Regions from separate parts of the Mus musculus genome. Here regions 2 and 3 are each linked to region 1. The links are chromatin loops, found by intact Hi-C in ENCODE. Cell type or tissue: heart. All regions are shown on one strand.

Region 1 (2,500 bases):
CAAATGCGACTTTGGGGCAGATCACTTCATGTATATAGACTCATTTTTTTTCTCCTCCGATAAGGTGGAGTAAAAGATAAAGGTTTCTTACTAGCCCATTATTTTCCCCTGTCTATTCCAGACATCCACAGGCGCTGGGTCCTAGTATGGCTGGCCTGCCTACTCTTGGCTGCGGCGCTTTTCTTCTTCCTCCTTCTAAAAAAGGACCGCAGGAAAGGTGAGTGCTTTCCTGTCCTGGTTTCCCAAGGACAGTCTCAAACAGTGGCGCTGGGGCTCAATTGGGTGGAGGGAAGGCAGGTCCGGGCTCACCCTCACAGGCTCCACTATCCCTGTAGCGGCCCGTGGCTCCCGCACGGCCTTGCTCCTCCACTCCGCCGACGGAGCGGGCTACGAGCGTCTGGTGGGAGCACTGGCGTCCGCGTTGAGCCAGATGCCACTGCGCGTGGCCGTGGACCTGTGGAGCCGCCGCGAGCTGAGCGCGCACGGAGCCCTAGCCTGGTTCCACCACCAGCGACGCCGTATCCTGCAGGAGGGTGGCGTGGTAATCCTTCTCTTCTCGCCCGCGGCCGTGGCGCAGTGTCAGCAGTGGCTGCAGCTCCAGACAGTGGAGCCCGGGCCGCATGACGCCCTCGCCGCCTGGCTCAGCTGCGTGCTACCCGATTTCCTGCAAGGCCGGGCGACCGGCCGCTACGTCGGGGTCTACTTCGACGGGCTGCTGCACCCAGACTCTGTGCCCTCCCCGTTCCGCGTCGCCCCGCTCTTCTCCCTGCCCTCGCAGCTGCCGGCTTTCCTGGATGCACTGCAGGGAGGCTGCTCCACTTCCGCGGGGCGACCCGCGGACCGGGTGGAACGAGTGACCCAGGCGCTGCGGTCCGCCCTGGACAGCTGTACTTCTAGCTCGGAAGCCCCAGGCTGCTGCGAGGAATGGGACCTGGGACCCTGCACTACACTAGAATAAAAGCCGATACAGTATTCCTAACCAAGTAGCACTCGTGTATCTGTTCCGAGGACCCGCTAACAGAGCCTTTAACCCCGCTGCCCTTTAAAGCCCGGACAGGTGCAGCCCGGAGCCGCTTCTGGTTGGCTAGTGTAGGGTGACGCCATGGCACATGGCTTTCCATAATTGGCTGGGAGAAGGCCCCGCCCTCCGGACTGCGGCGTTGAAGAAGGGTGTACTTTTTACGGAGGCGGTGGCTTTGAGGCGACTCGGCCCACAGCGCCCGGGGCGGAGGCGGGGACTTTTTTTTTTTTTTTTTCCCTCCTCCTCTAAGGTCTAGCAGGGTTTGGATCCTCCCAGTCCTGTTTCAGGCTGTGCCTCCATCTCCCAAAGAGGCTCTGAACTTGACCCCTTCTCTTCATATCCGGATCCGGGCTCCTCCTCCAGGACCGCCCATCCGCCTTTCTCTCGGAATATTTTGGGATCCAACCCTCTCTCTAATTTTGGCCCCTAATAACTCACTGAGACCCTAAAACAATGGGCTGACGCTTATTCTTTTGCCCGCGATCCCGGCCACCTCCCCCTACGGTAACGGAGAAATAATTTCTCTGCTGGAATCGTAGATTAGGCTCTTTCACCCCTTCCAGCGCCTCTGCTTCCACTACCCCAGTTTATCCTCGTTTTGTAATTACGTAGGTCTGGGGCTCTGAGCCCCAAGGCGCCTCGCTTTCCTCCCTTACAGCCTGGCTTCTCCAGTGAACCCTCCCCCTGCCCTCTATCTGCACGTCCCCAGCCTGGGAAAAGATGGCTCCACTGCCCCCAAGGGGCCTGGTCCCATCTCTGCTCTGGTGCTTGAGCCTGTTTCTGAGCCTCCCAGGACCTGTCTGGCTCCAACCCTCTCCTCCTCCCCATCCTTCTCCCCGAGCTGAGCCCCATCCGTGTCATACCTGCCGGGCACTGGTGGACAACTTCAACAAGGTGGGTGCACTAATAGCCACGAGGGAGGGGCCCATTATTGGAGAGCAGGGAGCTCTCTCTGCAAATCTGCATGGTGTCTAGTCCCAGTGTGGGTTGCTGGCTTTAACTGTATGGCATTTGGGTAAGGTGTGTCACAGTGCCTCAGTTTTCTGGTCAATAACATAAAATAATGAAATGTTAGAATGTTAGGCCGGGAGTGCCGGCACATTCCTTTAGTCCCAGCACTGGGGAGGCAGAGGCAGGTGGATCTCTGAGTTCCAGGGCATCCTGGTCTACAGACCAAGTTCCAGGACAGCCAGGACTATGCAGAGAAACCTTGTTTCAGAAACAACAACAAAACAAAAAACAAACTAATAAAAAATCCAAATGAATGTGTCTAGCTCTGTACTTAGATATTCCTAATTTCTTCCATATGCAGGGCCTGGAGAGAACCATCCGGGACAACTTCGGGGGTGGAAACACGGCCTGGGAGGAAGAGAAGTTGTCCAAATACAAAGACAGGTAAGAAGGTGGGGGCAGGGTATCTACCCCAACTCTGGGTTTCTGTTGATGATGTTGGATAGATTCTCTGCGGAAGCATTTCGC
Region 2 (2,500 bases), 160 kb before region 1:
CACAGTAAAACATGGATGCTGAGAGCCTTACAGCTACTGCTTAATGAAACTGAGACAAAAGACCCAGTTTGTTTGATGTTGGTTAATAGTGTTCTAGCAGGTGTGCTGTGCCTTTCTGTAGACACACACACACACACACTAATCAGCATCCAGCCCTGCCCTTGAGTCTGTAGTCCAATAATTTAGGCACAACCCGAAAATTTCTCTGCTTGATGGAAAATGCCCTAGTGTGTCAAACTAGTGTCCGAAGTTCATGTTTCTTTCTTTCTTTTTTTCTTTTCTTTTTTTGTTTGTTTTTGGAGACAGGGTTTCTCTGTGTTGCCCTGGCTGTCCTAGAACTCACTCTGTAGACCAGGCTGGCCTCAAACTCAGAAATCTGCCTGCCTCTGCCTCCCAAAGTGCTGGGATTAAAGTCATGCGCCATAACTGCCCGGCTGAAGTTCATATTTCTTAGCCTAAGCATTCTTTTTTTGTCTTAAAAAATTATAAATGATATAGTCCTTTTTGGAACAAGGTGGCTGGTGCTGGTTGTGTTGGTCCCTTAGGCTGCCTAGAGCCACACACTGGCATTTGGACGGAGTGAACTCCAAAGAAAGCCCATCTCTCCACGCTCGGACTGGAGCGGGTAGCTGTGCCGCAGGCTGTAGCCAGGGCGAGCAAACCTGAGACTGGCCTCTGAAGCCTGGGAAGCCCGAGATGGCGCATTCGGGGCCTCCTGACAAGACGTGGAGGGGACAGCGCTGAAAAATCACTGCCTCAGAAGAGGCTCGGTGGAGAAAGGCTTGAGCAGGGGAGGATGAGATTCTTTCGGTTTATTTCTTGAGACAGAGTCTCGCCATGAAGCCCAGCCTAGTTAAGCTTCAAACGTGCCTCCCGCCTCTGCCTACCGAGTTCTGGGACGACCGGTGTGTACCACTACGCCCCGCAATGATGTGGCTCCAGTGCGGGCCAGCACGAGAAGTTGCAGGCAGGCCCTGAGATTGCACCGAAAGCCCTGAAATGGCAGAGCCGGGTCTCTGGCAGCCAATCGCCAAGCAGCGAGGCCAGCAGGCCAACCGCTCCCACCTCACAGGCCCGCCCACTCCGGCACTCCCGAGTTCTCATTGGTGCTTCGTACTTTCTTCTCGGATTGGCTACCTCTAGGGTCAAATAAGCGGGAGCAAGGATCTACTTCCGGTGGGAGTAAACTGGGACCCGGAAGAACCATACTGGCGCGCCTTTCCAAACCTCGAGGGCTGCGCAGGAGGAGGAGGCGCGCGCCGGGAGGTCCTGGGGGCGGGGCCACGTCCGGAGGAAGAGGCGGGGCGTGCTGCACGGGAGAGCGGAGTGGGGCGTTTAGGGGTTTGGTGGTGTGCGAGAGGCTTTCCTACGAGGAGAGGGAAATTCATTCAACAGGGACTCAAATTAAAATTACACCGGACCCATAAGCTAGGACCCACGGTGCTACACTCCCGGTGTGTGTGGTCACTTGTGTGCGAGGCTTTAGGACTTGGGAAAGTCGAGTTCTGATTGGACAGTGCCGTAATGGGCTGGGGCTGCTAGCCGAATGTTATTCCGTTCCTGGCTGCCTAGCAGCATGAGACATCGCACCCTAAGCTCCAGCCCGGCCCTCTGGGCCTCTATCCCGTGTCCACGCTCTGAGCTGCGTCTGGACTTGGTTTTAGCTTCTGGACAGTCCTTCCGGTGAGTGACTGCACTTGGGAGGACTGTTCCCTAGGATGTTGACTTCTCAGTGCTGCCCACTCGGGATACAGAGAATGTTGGGAGCAATAGATGAGAGTACATTTTGGAGTCTAAGCACCGGTGGTTTGCCTTTTAACCTTCTTTAGGAAGTAGAGGTGATGACTGTGCAGGATTATGAGGACCATGCAATAAAAATCAGTGGGGGAAGCTGAGGGATGCACTCAGTAATAAGAGTGCTTGCTTTTCACGCACTTGGCTCTTGGTTCAATCCCCAGTACCGCTTCTTTTTTATTTTTAAGATGAAAACTACACCGGGGGTGGTGGCACACGCCTTTAATCCCAGCACTCGGGAGGCAGAGGCAGGTGGATTTCTGAGTTTGAGGCCAGCCTGGTCTACAAAGTGAGTTCCAGGACAGCCAGGGCTATACAGAGAAACCCTGTCTCGAAAAAACAAACAAACAAAAAGATGAAAACTAGCGGGGGGGGGGGGGGGGGCGGCTGGAGAGATGGCTCAGTGGTTAAGAGCACTGACTGCTCTTTTGGAGGTCCTGAGTTTAATTCCAAGCAACCATATGGTGGCTCACAACCATCCATAATGAGATCTGATGCCCTGTTCTGGTGTGTCTGAAGACAGGGACAGTGTCCTTACATATAAATAAATAAATAAATAAATAAATCTTAAAAAAGAAAGAAAGAAAGAAAACTAGCCGGGCAGTGGTGGCACATGCCTTTAATCCCAGCACTTGGCAGGCAGAGGCAGGCAGATTTCTGAGTTTGAGGCCAGCCTGGTCTACAGAGTGAGTTCCAGGTCAGCCAG
Region 3 (2,500 bases), 120 kb after region 1:
AGAAATGGAATGAGTTTACACTGTGACTTACCATTTTGCTTCAGCCGGTCCATCATTGGGTATTAGCATTAAAAATGTATTTGGCAGCTTGGCGTGGTGGCGCATGCCAGCACTCGGGAGGCAGAGACAGGCGGATATCTGAGTTCGAGGCCAGCCTGGTCTACAAAGTGAGTTCTAGGACAGCCAGGGCTACACAGACAAACCCTGATTTGGAAAAAGAAAGAAAGAAAGAAAGAAAGAAAGAAAGAAAGAAAGAAAGAAAGAAAGAAAGAAAGAAAGAAAGAAAGAAAGAAAGAAAGAAAGAGAGAAAGAAAGAGAGAGAGAAAGAGAGAGAGAAAGAGAGAGAGAGAGAGAGAAAGAGAGAGAAAGAGAGAGAAAGAGAGAGAAAGAGAGAGAAAGAGAGAGAAAGAGAGAGAAAGAGAGAGAAAGAGAGAGAAAGAGAGAGAAAGAGAGAGAAAGAGAGAGAAAGAGAGAGAAAGAGAGAGAAAGAGAGAGAAAGAGAGAGAAAGAGAGAGAAAGAGAGAGAAAGAGAGAAAGAGAGAGAAAGAGAGAGAAAGAGAGAGAGAAAGAGAGAGAAAGAGAGAGAAAGAGAGAAAGAGAGAGAAAGAGAGAGAAAGAGAGAGAAAGAGAGAGAAAGAGAGAGAAAGAGAGAGAAAGAGAGAGAAAGAGAGAGAAAGAGAGAGAAAGAGAGAGAAGAGAAAGAAAGAAAGAAAAGTATTTTGCTCATTTGGTAAATATGGAGATTCAGAGTTGGTGGGACACCTCGAACAATAAAGACACTGAAGCTGATGATCTGAGTGTTCAGTCCCACAAGATGGAAGGTGAGGAACCCACTCCTGCAAGTTGTCCTGTAACTTCCGCCCGCGTGTTGTGCCACGTAAGCGCTCACATATAATACGAATAAAATAATTTTAACCTGGCGGTGGTGGCCACATTTTTAATCTCAGCACTCCGGAGGGAAAGGCAGGCTGATCTCTGTGAGTTCGAGGCCAGCCTGGTCTACAGAGGGAGTACAAGGACAGCCAAGACTACACAGAGAGACCCTGTCTCGAAAAACAACAACAACAACAAATTTTAAAAGAAAACGAGAATGAACAGAGTTGTGACCCAAGCATGACAAGCATTCTGAATAAACGGGATTCGTGGACTGTGCCCATCACAGCTAACAAGGTGCAAGAGAGCTTGGAGCAACCCTTAGGCGGAGGTGGGAATGTGTGGGCGCCCCCTAACGACAAGATCCGCTAGTGGTCAGCGGGTGCTTGTAACCGGGGACAGGGTAGCTCTTAGTCTTCACATCGCGAGTGGAGGAATCTTGTTTACCCCAGCGTGGGAGCCAAGCTAGAGCGCAGGGATTAGAGTGCGCACGCGCGTCGCTCTGCCAGCCCTTTCTGGGGCTCGAACACTCGGGTACTGGCTGGCGGCGCAGGCGCGCTGGAGGCCTGTAGAGGTCGCGGCGCCTGCGCAGTCACTCTTCCTCAGGCGGCCGCCATGGCGGGACAAGAGGATCCGGTGCAGCGGGAGATTCACCAGGACTGGGCGAACCGGGAGTACATTGAGATCATCACCAGCAGCATCAAGAAAATCTCAGACTTTCTCAACTCTTTCGGTCAGCGGGCGAGCAGGGGAGGCTGGGAGGAGGGAGGCCTGGGAGGCGGCCGGCGGCGGGGAGGAGAGGCGCGCCGCCCTGGCTACTCGCTTCCTCTTTGGCTGCCCGCCGGCCCCAGTGCCCTCACCCCGAGCCTCACTGGGCCGTTTCCGAGGGTCTACCCTGCCCGTTGCCATGCCCCACTTGCGCTCGTCAGCACGCCCACTGTCCAGCCTCTTAGGCCCATCCATCATCCGCCCCGGTTTGCGCCGCGCTTCCGTGCCAGTCTTCACTTGGCAGGCAGTGCGCAGCCGTGTCACGGTCACGGTCGCGCTTACTGTTGAGAGACTCCTGCTCGTTGTCCATCTCCTTCAGGAAGAAGTCCGAACCCCTTTGATGTCATGCCTTCTATTGCTCCCGTTTAACCACTCCCGGCAGGTTCATTCATCCCCGGCTCGATTTGGTGCTAGTGCTGAGGGTTGTAAGGGATGGGGCCCGCTCGGGCCTTGGGAATGGCTTTTCTAGCCCTGTATCTGCTTCATGGTAGGTGCTCTGGATGCTTCTGTCTGGCTCCTCGGATTTTACAGGGCAGATGGTTTCAGCAGAGTCCACTTTTCCAAAAAACTATTCCTAGGTGTGGCCGGCTAGTGACAGTCTTGATTTCTTTCTGCGTGCGTTCCTAGCCTTCTGGACTGAAAACCTGTTACAGACTTCTTATGGTCTCCGGAAGGGTTCTTTCAGGGACCTTCTTACACAATACAAGACGTGCAGATGGCATCCAGTGATCTTTTTCACTAGAGTGCTTTGGTTCTACTAATTAGCAACTTTCAGCATCTTGGGGAGAAAGTGCTGTATTTTGAAAAAAATTAAAGTGAATCGTATATTTTCTAGCTAAAGACCCGATGAGTCCTAAGT

Evidence for each region. Peaks named below come from ENCODE experiments on the same cell type or tissue, not always from the same donor. Only the 100,000 strongest peaks of a DNase experiment are listed, where the experiment ranks them.
Region 2: a loop joins it to region 1, with 2.5 times the contacts of the local background. A loop is called at or near these places in 2 of 42 quality-filtered maps.
Region 3: a loop joins it to region 1, with 12 times the contacts of the local background. A loop is called at or near these places in 3 of 42 quality-filtered maps.

Annotation. Positions count from the first base shown.
Region 1 is chr6:113,482,162-113,484,661 of GRCm38, forward strand. Il17rc (interleukin 17 receptor C) reads left to right here. Exons shown (of 18, transcript NM_178942.1): 17 at 122-217; 18 at 336-1,002. The coding sequence ends at 958. It overlaps Creld1 (cysteine-rich with EGF-like domains 1), which reads left to right and starts at 1,195. Exons shown (of 10, transcript NM_133930.2): 1 at 1,195-1,915; 2 at 2,334-2,416. The coding sequence starts at 1,742. In heart, no CTCF peak of the experiment used is centred here; DNase peaks (open chromatin) are centred at 1,130 and 1,800; H3K4me3 peaks cover 2,432 bases; H3K27ac peaks cover 2,135 bases.
Region 2 is chr6:113,325,680-113,328,179 of GRCm38, forward strand. Ogg1 (8-oxoguanine DNA-glycosylase 1) reads left to right here and starts at 1,297. Exons shown (of 7, transcript NM_010957.4): 1 at 1,297-1,683. The coding sequence starts at 1,547. In heart, no CTCF peak of the experiment used is centred here; a DNase peak (open chromatin) is centred at 1,142; H3K4me3 peaks cover 2,389 bases; H3K27ac peaks cover 1,711 bases.
Region 3 is chr6:113,603,291-113,605,790 of GRCm38, forward strand. It overlaps Brk1 (BRICK1, SCAR/WAVE actin-nucleating complex subunit), which reads left to right and starts at 1,482. Exons shown (of 3, transcript NM_133937.1): 1 at 1,482-1,606. The coding sequence starts at 1,489. In heart, a CTCF peak has its summit at 1,266; a DNase peak (open chromatin) is centred at 1,411; H3K4me3 peaks cover 1,676 bases; H3K27ac peaks cover 1,657 bases.